Linked DNA regions of Homo sapiens: region 1 is linked to region 2. A link is a loop called in an ENCODE intact Hi-C map of the cell type or tissue named here. Cell type or tissue: body of pancreas. All regions are shown on one strand. Links, peaks and the distances in the headings refer to the core of each region. The heading gives the core; the rest is flanking DNA. Region 1 has its middle 58 kb from the start of MIR9902-1. Region 2 overlaps ABCB9 (ATP binding cassette subfamily B member 9).

What was found. Hi-C counts contacts between places; a loop is a spot of excess contacts. Peaks named below come from ENCODE experiments on the same cell type or tissue, not always from the same donor. Only the 100,000 strongest peaks of a DNase experiment are listed, where the experiment ranks them.
Region 1: a loop joins it to region 2, with 2.7 times the contacts of the local background. A loop is called at or near these places in 14 of 110 quality-filtered maps.

What each region holds. Positions count from the first base shown.
Region 1 is chr12:122,635,141-122,640,511 of GRCh38, reverse strand. No RefSeq gene overlaps it. Among named protein-coding and RNA genes, the nearest start is that of MIR9902-1, 58 kb to the left of the region's middle. RefSeq lists an enhancer at 1,535-2,435 and a silencer at 2,503-2,572. In body of pancreas, for the core only: a CTCF peak has its summit at 2,517; a DNase peak (open chromatin) is centred at 2,531; H3K27ac peaks cover 491 bases.
Region 2 is chr12:122,944,997-122,950,367 of GRCh38, reverse strand. It overlaps ABCB9 (ATP binding cassette subfamily B member 9), which reads left to right. Exons shown (of 12, transcript NM_019625.4): 4 at 450-580; 5 at 1,539-1,744; 6 at 4,146-4,343. Among named protein-coding and RNA genes, the nearest start is that of ABCB9, 19 kb to the left of the region's middle. RefSeq lists enhancers at 3,087-3,146, 3,217-3,486, 3,009-3,757, 4,388-5,197. In body of pancreas, for the core only: CTCF peaks have their summits at 2,673 and 3,514; DNase peaks (open chromatin) are centred at 2,687 and 3,437; H3K27ac peaks cover 2,204 bases.

The sequences.
Region 1 (5,371 bases), core at 298-5,297, 310 kb after region 2:
TGAATCCAGGAGGCGGAGGTTGCAGCGAGCTGAGATCACACCATTGCACTCTGCCTGAGCAACAGAGCAATACTCCGCCTCAAAAAAAAAAAAAAAAAAAAAAAAAAAAAAAAAAAAAAGAACTCCATGCCATCAGGAGGGACCTTATCATGGTGTTCATCTTGCATCCCCCAACCCCAGAACAGTTCCTGGCACATAGCAGACTCTTAAGTAGTCATGAAATTAATGAATTTCAGCTACGCGTTTTCAGGGTAAAATCTCTTCCTTGGATGCTTCATGAGCACATGAACAAATGGCAGTGCCTCATTATACATAAGAAAAATGGGGAAAGTTAGCAACCGCTAAATACATGAAGACGCTCTATTTAATCCTCAAGACTCAAGGGCCTCCTTCCACCATCTCTTGCTTGGAATGAAGCAGCCAAATTCTTTTTCTCTATTCGGAGTAGAGAATGAATTAGTGGGGTGTTCTCATTCCACTTTGTGGTGATGGAAAACCTGGCTCAGTGAGACAGAAGATATTCAAGCTTCTTTCTGCTGTTTCTCCTTGGGCCCAGAGATTTGGAATACATTATCTGTGCTTAAATAAACACATTGGATCCCTCCCTTGGGTAGTTTTTAAGTTATTTTTGAGTAAGAGAATAAGACTGAATAATTTTGTTGATTGTTTCTATCCAGATGGGGGTAGCCACATAAGTATAAAGACGTGCTTAGGGTAATAGTTTCTTTTTCATGCAATGCTGGTGTCCCAGGAAGAAGAGACCAGTGACCCCAAGGTTTTTTTGCATGCTCCTCAGTGGAAACTTTTGAGCACATACTCCCAATATCTTTCAACATATATTATTTTAGTAGAAATATATATATTTTTTTGAGACAGAGTTTTGCTCTTTCGCCCAGGCTGGAGTGAAGTGGCATGATCTCAGCTCACTGCAACCTGTGACCCCCGGGTTCAAACAATTCTCCTGCCTCAGCCTCCCTAGTAGCTGGGATTATAGGCGTGCGCCAGCACACCCGGCTAGTTTTGGTATTTTTAGTAGAGACAGTGTTTCACCATGTTGGCCAGGCTGGTCTCGAACTCCCGACCTGAGGTGATCCACCCGCCTCGGCCTCCCAAAGTGCTGGGATTACAGGTGTGAGCCACCGCGCCCGGCCAATATTCCAGTGAGCTAGTCAATAAACAAGTAAATAAAGATAACCCTGGATGGCAGCAGGAAGACAGTGAATAGAGTGACGTCACAGCAAGGGACTGGGGATGTGGGATGGTGACTAGCTGGGCTGGTCGGGTAAGGCTAGAGAGAAGGCTGGTCTGAGATATGGCAGGAGTGGCAGGGGTTGAGGCTGGAAAGGCAGACTGGGCCTAGATCTTACCGACCTTATAAGCCACGGTATGGACAGGCAGGCAGCACCGAGCCATAAACGAAATCCAGCTTTTAAATCCAGCGCTTTTAAAAAACTTTGACCTTACCCAAGGGGGTGTCTTTTTATGTTAGATCTGCCCAAAGGAGGGGCTTTTTATAATCCATTTTCCTGGAGATGACCCCTGCTTCTAATTCGAACAGAAGGGAAGTGTTTTCTGCAACTTGGGTTTTATGCTTAGTGAAATGAGAAGCCAGTGAAAAGTTTGAGGCCAGCCACGGACAAGATCCGGCTTATGTTTTAAGAATATACTTAGGCAACAGTATGGAAAATAACTGTATGGAGACAAGGGTAGAATAATAAAAATAATGATGGCAATCACAGCTAATAGAAATATAATAAATAGAACAATGACAAGAAGGAACCTTGCTGTTTTTTCTGTTCTTTTTTCTTTTTTAGAGACAGGGTCTCGCTCTGCCGCCCAGGCTGGAGTGCAGTGGTGCGATCATAGCTCACTATAGCCTCAACCTCCTAGGCTCAAGCAACCCTCCCACCTCAGCCTCCCGAAGCTCTGGGATTATAGACATGAGCCACCACTCCCGGCCCCCATCCTGGCTCCAATCCTGGCTAACTGTATATTTAATCTTACTTTAAAACAAATTCAGGCTGGGCACAGGTGGCTCACACCTGTAATCCCAGCACTTTGGGAGGGCAAGGCAGGTGGATTACTTGAGGTCAGGAGTTCAAGACCAGCCTGGCCAACATGGTGAAACCTTGTCTCTACTAAAAAAAATTACAAAATTAGCTGGGCATGGTGGCCGGCTCCTGTAATCCCAGCTACTCGGGAGGCTGAGGCAGGAGAATCATTTGAACCTAGGAGGGAGAGGTTGCAGTGAGCTGATATCGCGCCACTGTACTCCATCCTGGGCGACAGAGTGAGACTCCGTCTCTAAATAAATAAATATAACAAATTCAAATAACAGTTATGATCCAAAAAAAGTGACTTCTCCAACATGTTGAAAGCTAACCCTTTATGTATCAGAACTTTATTCTGAACAAGAAACCAATGTGGGCATTGGAAACACTCCTTCTTAGCTTAGCTCCAGAGTCAAAGAAGCGTGACAGTCCATCACATCTGTTAAGTTCTAGTGCCACCACCTGACCTCTTCTGGGCCTTGCACGCTTACGCCCAAGAGGACAATTCCAGACTCCATCTGCGACTGCAGCCTTCTAACTGGTTCTCTTAAGGTTCAATCACACAAATAAAGAAACACCAATGTGAACAGTGAGATGCCGTTTTAACCTATCAGATGAGCAACATGGTTTGAGGACATAGTAAAGTGGACGTGCATCCGCTGCTGGTGGGAATGGGGATTTGTGAGGAAGACCTTTTGAAATGCATGCAGTGTGGCAATTTGCAACTGGAGGCTTTAAAATGTTCCCTTCATTCCCTTGGATCTGGCAAATCTGTTCCTGGGAATGTATCTTAAGGGAATAATTCCAAATATGGAAAAAGCTTAGTGAAAATATATTAGCACAGTCTAAGTGTGCAGAATAGCTCCAGGGGGTGACCTAAGAGTTTTGAGGATTTGCTGTGGGCTGAGGATTGCCTACATCTATCATCTCATCTGATCCTCACAGAAACCACTGAAGCGGGTATATTATCCCCATTTTATGGATAAGAAAAGGGACTCAGGGAGATTACAAAATTCAGTCCGACTCATAAACCTATACACAGAAGCAGAATTAGAACCTGAGCTTGCATGGCTTTTCATTAAAAATAAAAAATCATTAAAAATAAAAACACTATTACTAAAAATAATATTTTAAAAAGTTTATAGTGGCAGAGAAAAGAATACAAAGTAAAAAATTGTACCTGCAGTAGGCTCATGATTTTATAAAACCATGTGATGCAGAGAAATAAGAAACAAAATGCAACCTGCCAGAGGAACTGATCACACCCTAAGTGTTTGTGTTTTCCATACATATCTTTTTTTCTTTGGCACAGGGTCTCTGTTGCCCCGGATGGAGTGTGGTGGCATGATCACAGCTCATTAAAGCCTTGACCTCCTGGGCTTAAGCGATCCTCCCACCTCAGCCTCCCAAGTAGCTGGGACTACAGGTGCACAACACCATGCTCGGCTAATTTTTTTTTTTTTTTTTTTGAGACGGAGTCTTGCTCTGTCGCTTCTGTCGCCCAGGCTGGAGTGCAGTGGCGCGATCTCGGCTCACTGCAACCTCTGCTTCTCCTCAGCCTCCCGAGTAGCTGGGACTACAGGCGCCCACCACCATGGCGTGTTAGCCAGGATGGTCTCAATCTCCTGACCTTGTGATCCGCTCGCCTTGGCCTCCCAAAGTGCTGGGATTACAGGCGTGAGCCACCGTGCCTTCGCCACGCCCAGCTAATTTAAAGCTGAGGCAGGAGAATTGCTTGAACCCGGGAGGCAGAGGTTGCGGTGAGCCGAGAACGCGCCACTGCACTTCACGCTGAGCGACAGAGCAAGACTTCATCTCAAAAAAAACAAAACAAAACAATTTGTAGAGACAGGGTCTCGCCATGTTTGCCAGGCTGGTCTCCAATTCCTGGGCTCAAGCAGTCCTCCTGCCTCAGCCTCCCAAAGCGCTGGAATTACAGACGTGAGCCACCACATCTGGCCCATTTTAAAACTTCTGTTTAAAAGTACGTCATGAACATAAGTTTTGTTCCTACCACATAAAGTATTTTTACAAATAGTTTTTTGTTTGTTTGTTTGTTTGTTTTGAGACGGAGTCTTGGTCTGTCGCCCAGGCTGGATGGAGTGCAGTGGCGTGATCTTGGCTCACTGCAAGCTCTGCCTCTCGGGTTCATGCCATTCTCCTGCCTCAGCCTCCCGAGTAGCTGAGACTATAGGCGCCTGCCACCACACCCGGCTAATTTCTTTTTTTTTCGTAGGGACGGGGTTTCACCGTGTTAGCCAGGATGGACTCAATCTCCTGACTTAGCGATCCACCCACCTTGGCCTCCCAAAGTGCTGGGATTACAGGCGTGAGGCACTGCGCCCAGTCAGCTATTTTCTTTTAGTTGGTCTCAAAGTTGTTATCACAAAGCTGCTTTCTCATTTTCTCTTAATTTGATAAAGGTGCAATTCATAACACAAGGTTATTATCCCCTAAAGGAAATGGAACAACTAGCATCATGGACAAATCTCTGCTGATTAATGAGTAGATTAATGAGTAACCAACATCCAGAGCTGCTCAAAACAGCCCTTTACACTTAAATCTCAAAAAGAAGGAATGATGGGCGATAAGCACCAAAAAAAAGTAGAAATAAATGCATGTAATTTTTCCTGGGCAATTTAAATAGTTCTTCATCTGGGAGTGCCTCCAATCCTTCTAGCCAATTCATCCTACCCGCAGCTGTCAAGTTCATCTTCCTAAAAACATCAAGTTCACTCTGTTATTTCCCTGCCTAAAAATACCACCTGTTTATGGTGTCAAGGTGCCAACGTGCTTTTCTCCCTCCTCTCACCCTGCCCCACAGTTCCAGCTTTGCGCCTTTTCTTGCTCTTCTCCCTTTTAGAGTGTTCCAACCACATCCTCCAGGGAAAATCCCTCGACCAAGAGTCCAATCTGATTTTGCACTTCCCTGACTTCTTGCTAAGCCGTCTACACCAGGAGGGTAAGCCAGTTTCTTCTGACACACAATTCCAATCGATTGGTAGAGATTTGTGGTTGCCTGGGGGCACTGCGTGTTTAAAGAACACTGGAATTAACAACGACCCAGGAAGGGTAGCAATGGGCTCAAGAAGGGAAAGTGGATGTACAACTATGGGTCATCCTGGTCTCTACTGCACTGGCCAATACGGTGGCCACTAGCCACATATGGCCATTAGATACTTGAAATGTCGCTAGCCCAAATTGAGTTATGCTGTTTATTTATTGAGACAGGGTCTCACTCTATCACTCGGGCTGGAGTGCAGTGGCATGATCACAGCTCACTGCAGCCTCGACCTCCTAGGGTCAAGTGATCCTCCTGC
Region 2 (5,371 bases), core at 136-5,135:
CAGGGGCCAGGGAGGCCCTGGAAATGCCCCTGGTGGGCCTGTCCCTCAGCTGGTCACCCTGGGAACCGGCTTCCACACTGTCTTAGAGCACCCTAGAACCACACCCTCTGGTCCCTGAAAAGGGCTTCAGTCCTCAGGGTTCCCTGCTCACCCTCCCTGGCTGTTTTCCAAGTAGGAATCTGGTCCCAAACAGAACCGGCTTTGTCTGAGCTGTTCTGGAAGGAAGAGGGTCTGGCTGGCACATTTGGGTCTCTTGTCCCACAACTGTCCCCTTTGCCCTCACCTTGAGGGGGGCTCCCACTGGGAATGAGGGGGACCCCGCAGGGATGCCAGCCCTGGAGTGGGGCTGCGGTGGGGCTCCCAGGCCTGCCGGCAGCGGGAGGGGGCAGCCGGGTGTGGTCACTGGTCTGGAAGGACATCGTGCTATAATATCTCTTATCTGCAATTAGCTCATTTGCCGCAGGTATTCGGGGCGGCATTTTTACCCTCATATTTGCCAGACTGAACATTCGCCTTCGAAACTGTCTCTTCCGCTCACTGGTGTCCCAGGAGACAAGCTTCTTTGATGAGAACCGCACAGGTTGGTCCTTCCAGTGCCCTAGGTGTCCTGGGGGCTGGGCCCCACCCCTGTGGGCTTGCCTGGCACTGAGGAATGAAATGGGCGTGTGGGTGGTCTCAGCCCTCTGTCTTCTCCTCCTGCTGTTAGTTCAGGCTGGGAACACCCTGGGCTTGGCCTGTGTCCTGGGAGCTGGCTTGCTCACTGAGGTTTTGGTGTGGGCTGCGGCCTCTGTGGGGCCCAGGCCAGGCCACCCGAGGTCCCTGCAGGAGCCAAGGCCTTGCTTTCCATTGCCCCATGGAAACCACCAGGTCCAGGACTACCCACGCCTGTGGCCGACAGAGACCCTGCTCCCATGGGGGTCAGCAGGTGAGGGCCAGGGGCCACAACGGGGAAGACGATAGAATATCCACCAAGATCCAAGCTCTGAGAGACACCGGCCTGGGTCGAAGCCCTGGTTCCTCCACTCACGAACTTCACCTCTCTGATCCTCTGTTTTCTTGTCTGTAAAATGGGAACACGGATAGTAGCCACCCCATGGGGTCCTTACACAGCTCTTAGCACAATGTCCAACTTAGGTAAGAAGTGTCTGCGCTTTCCTGCCCGCCACCAGCCAGGTTGTTATTTCCCTAGAAGGGAAGAGGAGTTACCCCCTCTGCCAGTGACAGGGAGGAGACATGGGTTTGAAGTCTGGCTCAGTCACGGACAGGCTGTGTGACTCTACGGGGGCCTTCCTGTTCTGAGCCCCAGCCTCCTCCGCTGTACAGCGGGATGTCATGAAGCTTAAGCAAGATGCTGATGACTGGGATTGGCTCAGAGTAGCCCTCGAGGGGTATCTGCTCTTCTCCCCCACCCCCCAACCCCGCCCACAGGTAGGGAGGCCCGGCTTCCCAGTGTCTGTCTCAGAGGCCCCTTAGCATCCCCCACCGCCACCCCCAAGGCCCGGGTTGCTGTGGTGAGAGCTGAGCCGCGTGTGTTCCAGGGGACCTCATCTCCCGCCTGACCTCGGACACCACCATGGTCAGCGACCTGGTCTCCCAGAACATCAATGTCTTCCTGCGGAACACAGTCAAGGTCACGGGCGTGGTGGTCTTCATGTTCAGCCTCTCATGGCAGCTCTCCTTGGTCACCTTCATGGGCTTCCCCATCATCATGATGGTGTCCAACATCTACGGCAAGTACTACAAGGTAGGCCTGCCCTGTCTCTGCTGGGGACTGTGCACCCTGGCAGCCCCCAAACATCCCCTTAGGAGGGGCTCAGGGGGCCACTAAGGGCTAGTGAAGGACAGGTCTTGAGGCTGTGTTTGCATTCATTCATTCATTTCTTCGCTCATTCAATAAATAATTATTGACCACCTGCTATGTCCCAGGCACTGGGATACATCAGTGAAAAAGACAAGGCCCCTGCCTTCCTGGAACTTGTATCTAGTGTCAGAGACAGATACTAGGTACCAACAGCATAAAGAATGAGAATCCACAATACAGTAAAAGATGGTCAGTGCTAAGGAGAAACATGAAGTGAGCAGAGGGATTGGGAGCATTGGGTGTAGCTGCAATTTTAAATTGGATTTACTGGCTGGGCCCGGTGGCTCATGCCTGTAATCCCAGAACTTTGGGAGGCACAGGCAGGAGGACCACTTGAGCCTAGGAGTTCGAGACAAGATTGGACAATATAGCAAGACCCCATCTCTACAAAAAAAAATTTTTTTTAGTTAGCTGGGCTTGGTGGCGCATGCCTGTGGTCCCAGCTACCTGGGATGCTGAGGTGGAGGATCGCCTGAGCCCAGGAGGTCGAGGCTGTAGTGAGCAATGATCGTGCCACTATACTCTAGCCTGGGTGACACAGCAAGACCCTGTCTCTAAAATGAATGAATAAATACAAGTTAAATAGGTCTTGCTGAGAAGGGGACATCTGAATAAGGGTCTGAAGGAGGCGGGCATCTTGGGAGGTATGTGCTGAGCAGAGGGCACAGCCAGTGAAAAGGCCCTGGGTTGGAACGTGCCTGGTGTGTATGTGGGGGTGGTGCGGGCCCGCTGTGATGCCATCGCGGGCCCGCTGTGATGCCATCATGGGCAGGCTGCTGTCCCCTCTGGCCACCCCACGGCACTGCTTCTGCTTCCGAGCTAGGGCCGTGAGCCAGGTTTGACCTCACCCTCCTCCTGCTTCCTGAATGGGCGGGTGCCCCCGAGCCCTAAGGGACAGACAGGCTGGGTTCAGACAGGCAGGGCTGTGACCCTGTGACAGGTACAGGCAACCCCCTCACAGTCACCCAGGCCCACGTGGGGTACTTCTAGAGCAGGGGCTTGGATGCATGACGGCCTCCAGGTGGTGCCGGGTAAGTCATTGTCGCAGCTCCATTGGAGCCTTTGGTGTTGGTGACCTGAGACCAGGGTAGCAAAGGAAGCCATCTCCCACCCAGCCCCCGGTGAGGCCACTCCCCACAGTCTTCTCCAGCCACACAGGTAGGACCTCTTCCCGAAGTTCCTGGTCACGAGCCTCCCCACCGTCCTCACTGAGATGAGAAAGTAAATCTATTCTTTAGAGTCTGAGCCATTTCTGGCACGCTGCTCCCCACCCCTTGCTTCCGGCCTTCCCACCAGCCCCTGGGATGGAGCAAGAAACCCTGGAGCTCCCCCTCAGCCCCCACCTCTGTGTGCACTGCAGGCCCTGCCTTTTAGTTCAGCTAAGGGAGGCCTCAGGAAGGCTCTGTTTGGGTTTTCCACCCCATGCCTGAATGTGTTGTGTGTAGCCAGCGAGTCATCTCCACAAACCACACACACCGCCCATGGCCAAACATGACTCAGGCACCCTGCATGCTTCCTGCGGCTGGGGCGTGACACATGGTCATGGGACATGCCAGTGCATGCTCCTGTCCTGGACTCTCAGGCAGCCTTCCTGGCTGGCTTGAGAATCAGCATAGTGACTCCTGCAAAGTGTGAACAGCTCCACCCAGGGGCCTCTTCCAGGACTCTGGTGAACAGCAGCCTGATGGCCGCACACTTGGGACCACTTTTCAGCTCTGCCTGTGGTGACATGCACATGGTGTGGGCAGATTTCACAACCCATGGCCCCTGCCACCATGTAGAACTTGGCTGGGAGTTCTGGAATCTCTTTATCAACCCTCAGGCTCTAACATAATTTATGTTGATGATGTAAATGGTGCCCCTTTAATAGTTGGTGTTTCTTAAATAGTGTACAACCTGAACAACCGTCCAAGGCATCCCCTGCTCTTCCAGCACAGGGTCAGGTGTTGAGGCCCCTTTTCTGAAAGGATTACCAAAAACTGTCCAGTCATGAATAGCCTCTTTTGAATACTGGGGATGACTTAACGATCAGCACCGTGCCCTATCCTTCAGGAGCTGAAACCATTGCCCCAAGAGCCTCTCTGGAGTTGACTACCTGAGTGTGTCAAATTGAGCCAGAAGGGGATGGGGGAGAAAGGGCTAGATCTTGTCTTTTTGTCCTAGGAACCTCTTGCATATAGCTGGTGCCAGCGAAGGGTGGAAAAACCCAGAGAGGCCTGGGGGCTCCAGTACATAGTGAGGCTGTTTTGGGGTCTTCTCCTTCTTGTCCCCCTCCTGTCCATAGAGGCTCTCCAAAGAGGTCCAGAATGCCCTGGCCAGAGCGAGCAACACGGCGGAGGAGACCATCAGTGCCATGAAGACTGTCCGGAGCTTCGCCAATGAGGAGGAGGAGGCAGAGGTGTACCTGCGGAAGCTGCAGCAGGTGTACAAGCTGAACAGGAAGGAGGCAGCTGCCTACATGTACTACGTCTGGGGCAGCGGGGTACGTGCCCCTGGCCAGGCAGCTCTGGCTGTGGAGGGATGGGATGCAAAGATGGGGGAAGCCCTCGATCTAGGACATCAGTCCTGCATGTTGGTGTCAAGCTGGTGGAGAATCTGTCTGTCTTTCTTTTTTTTTTTTTTTTTTTTTGAGACAGAGCCTCACTCTGTCACCCAGGCTGGAGTGCAGTGGCACCATCTCAGCTCACTGCAACCTCCGCCTCCTGGGTTCAAGCGATTCTCCTGCCTCAGCCTCCTGCATAGCTGGGACCACAGGCGCCCGCCACCATGCCTGGCTAATTTTTGTATTTTTGGTAGAGACGGGGTTTCACTATCTTGGCCAGGCTGGTCTCGAACTCCTGAGCTCAGGTGATCCACCCGCATCAGCCTCCCAAAGTGCTGGGATTACAGGCGTGAGCCACCGCGCCCTGCTGAGAATCTTTCCCAGAAGCAAGGCTGCCCCTCTCCCAGTCACCTGACGTGGGGTGGCAGGGTGGGAGCTTTCTTTTCCCAGCTGGGGAAACATCCTTGCTGAGGTGGGGAGTCAGCAGGTCCCTAGGCCACTTTCGGGCAGGTCTCATGTCACAGCCACACACACTCCCGACAGTGTCTGGCACACTCCCGGGAGTGCGTCACAGCCTCTCCTTGGAGGATGGGGAGCACTTGGATCATGTCACTGCTACACTGGACACACATGGGAGGTGGGCAGGTCAGGGCATAGCTGCGGAGGAATGAGGAGGGTTTGGAGTGAGAGGGAGGAGGGAGCTGGTGGTCTACAGGGGAGCCAGGGGAAAGAGGATATCTGGGACTTCCTGGTGCTGCCACCTCCCAAAAGTATCAGCCAAGGAGGAGAGGAGGGGCTAAGGTCCAGCTCAGCTAGCTGAGCCTCTTAGCAATCCGTCTGCTGGCAGGGGGTGCCTTTGCAGCTTCCACCAAGGCACGGTGGTCCAGACAGCAGCCTAGTTCTGGCTGGGCATGAGGAGGACAGATGGAGTCCCTGACTAGGGTGTGGGCTGCCATGGGTACTCAGAC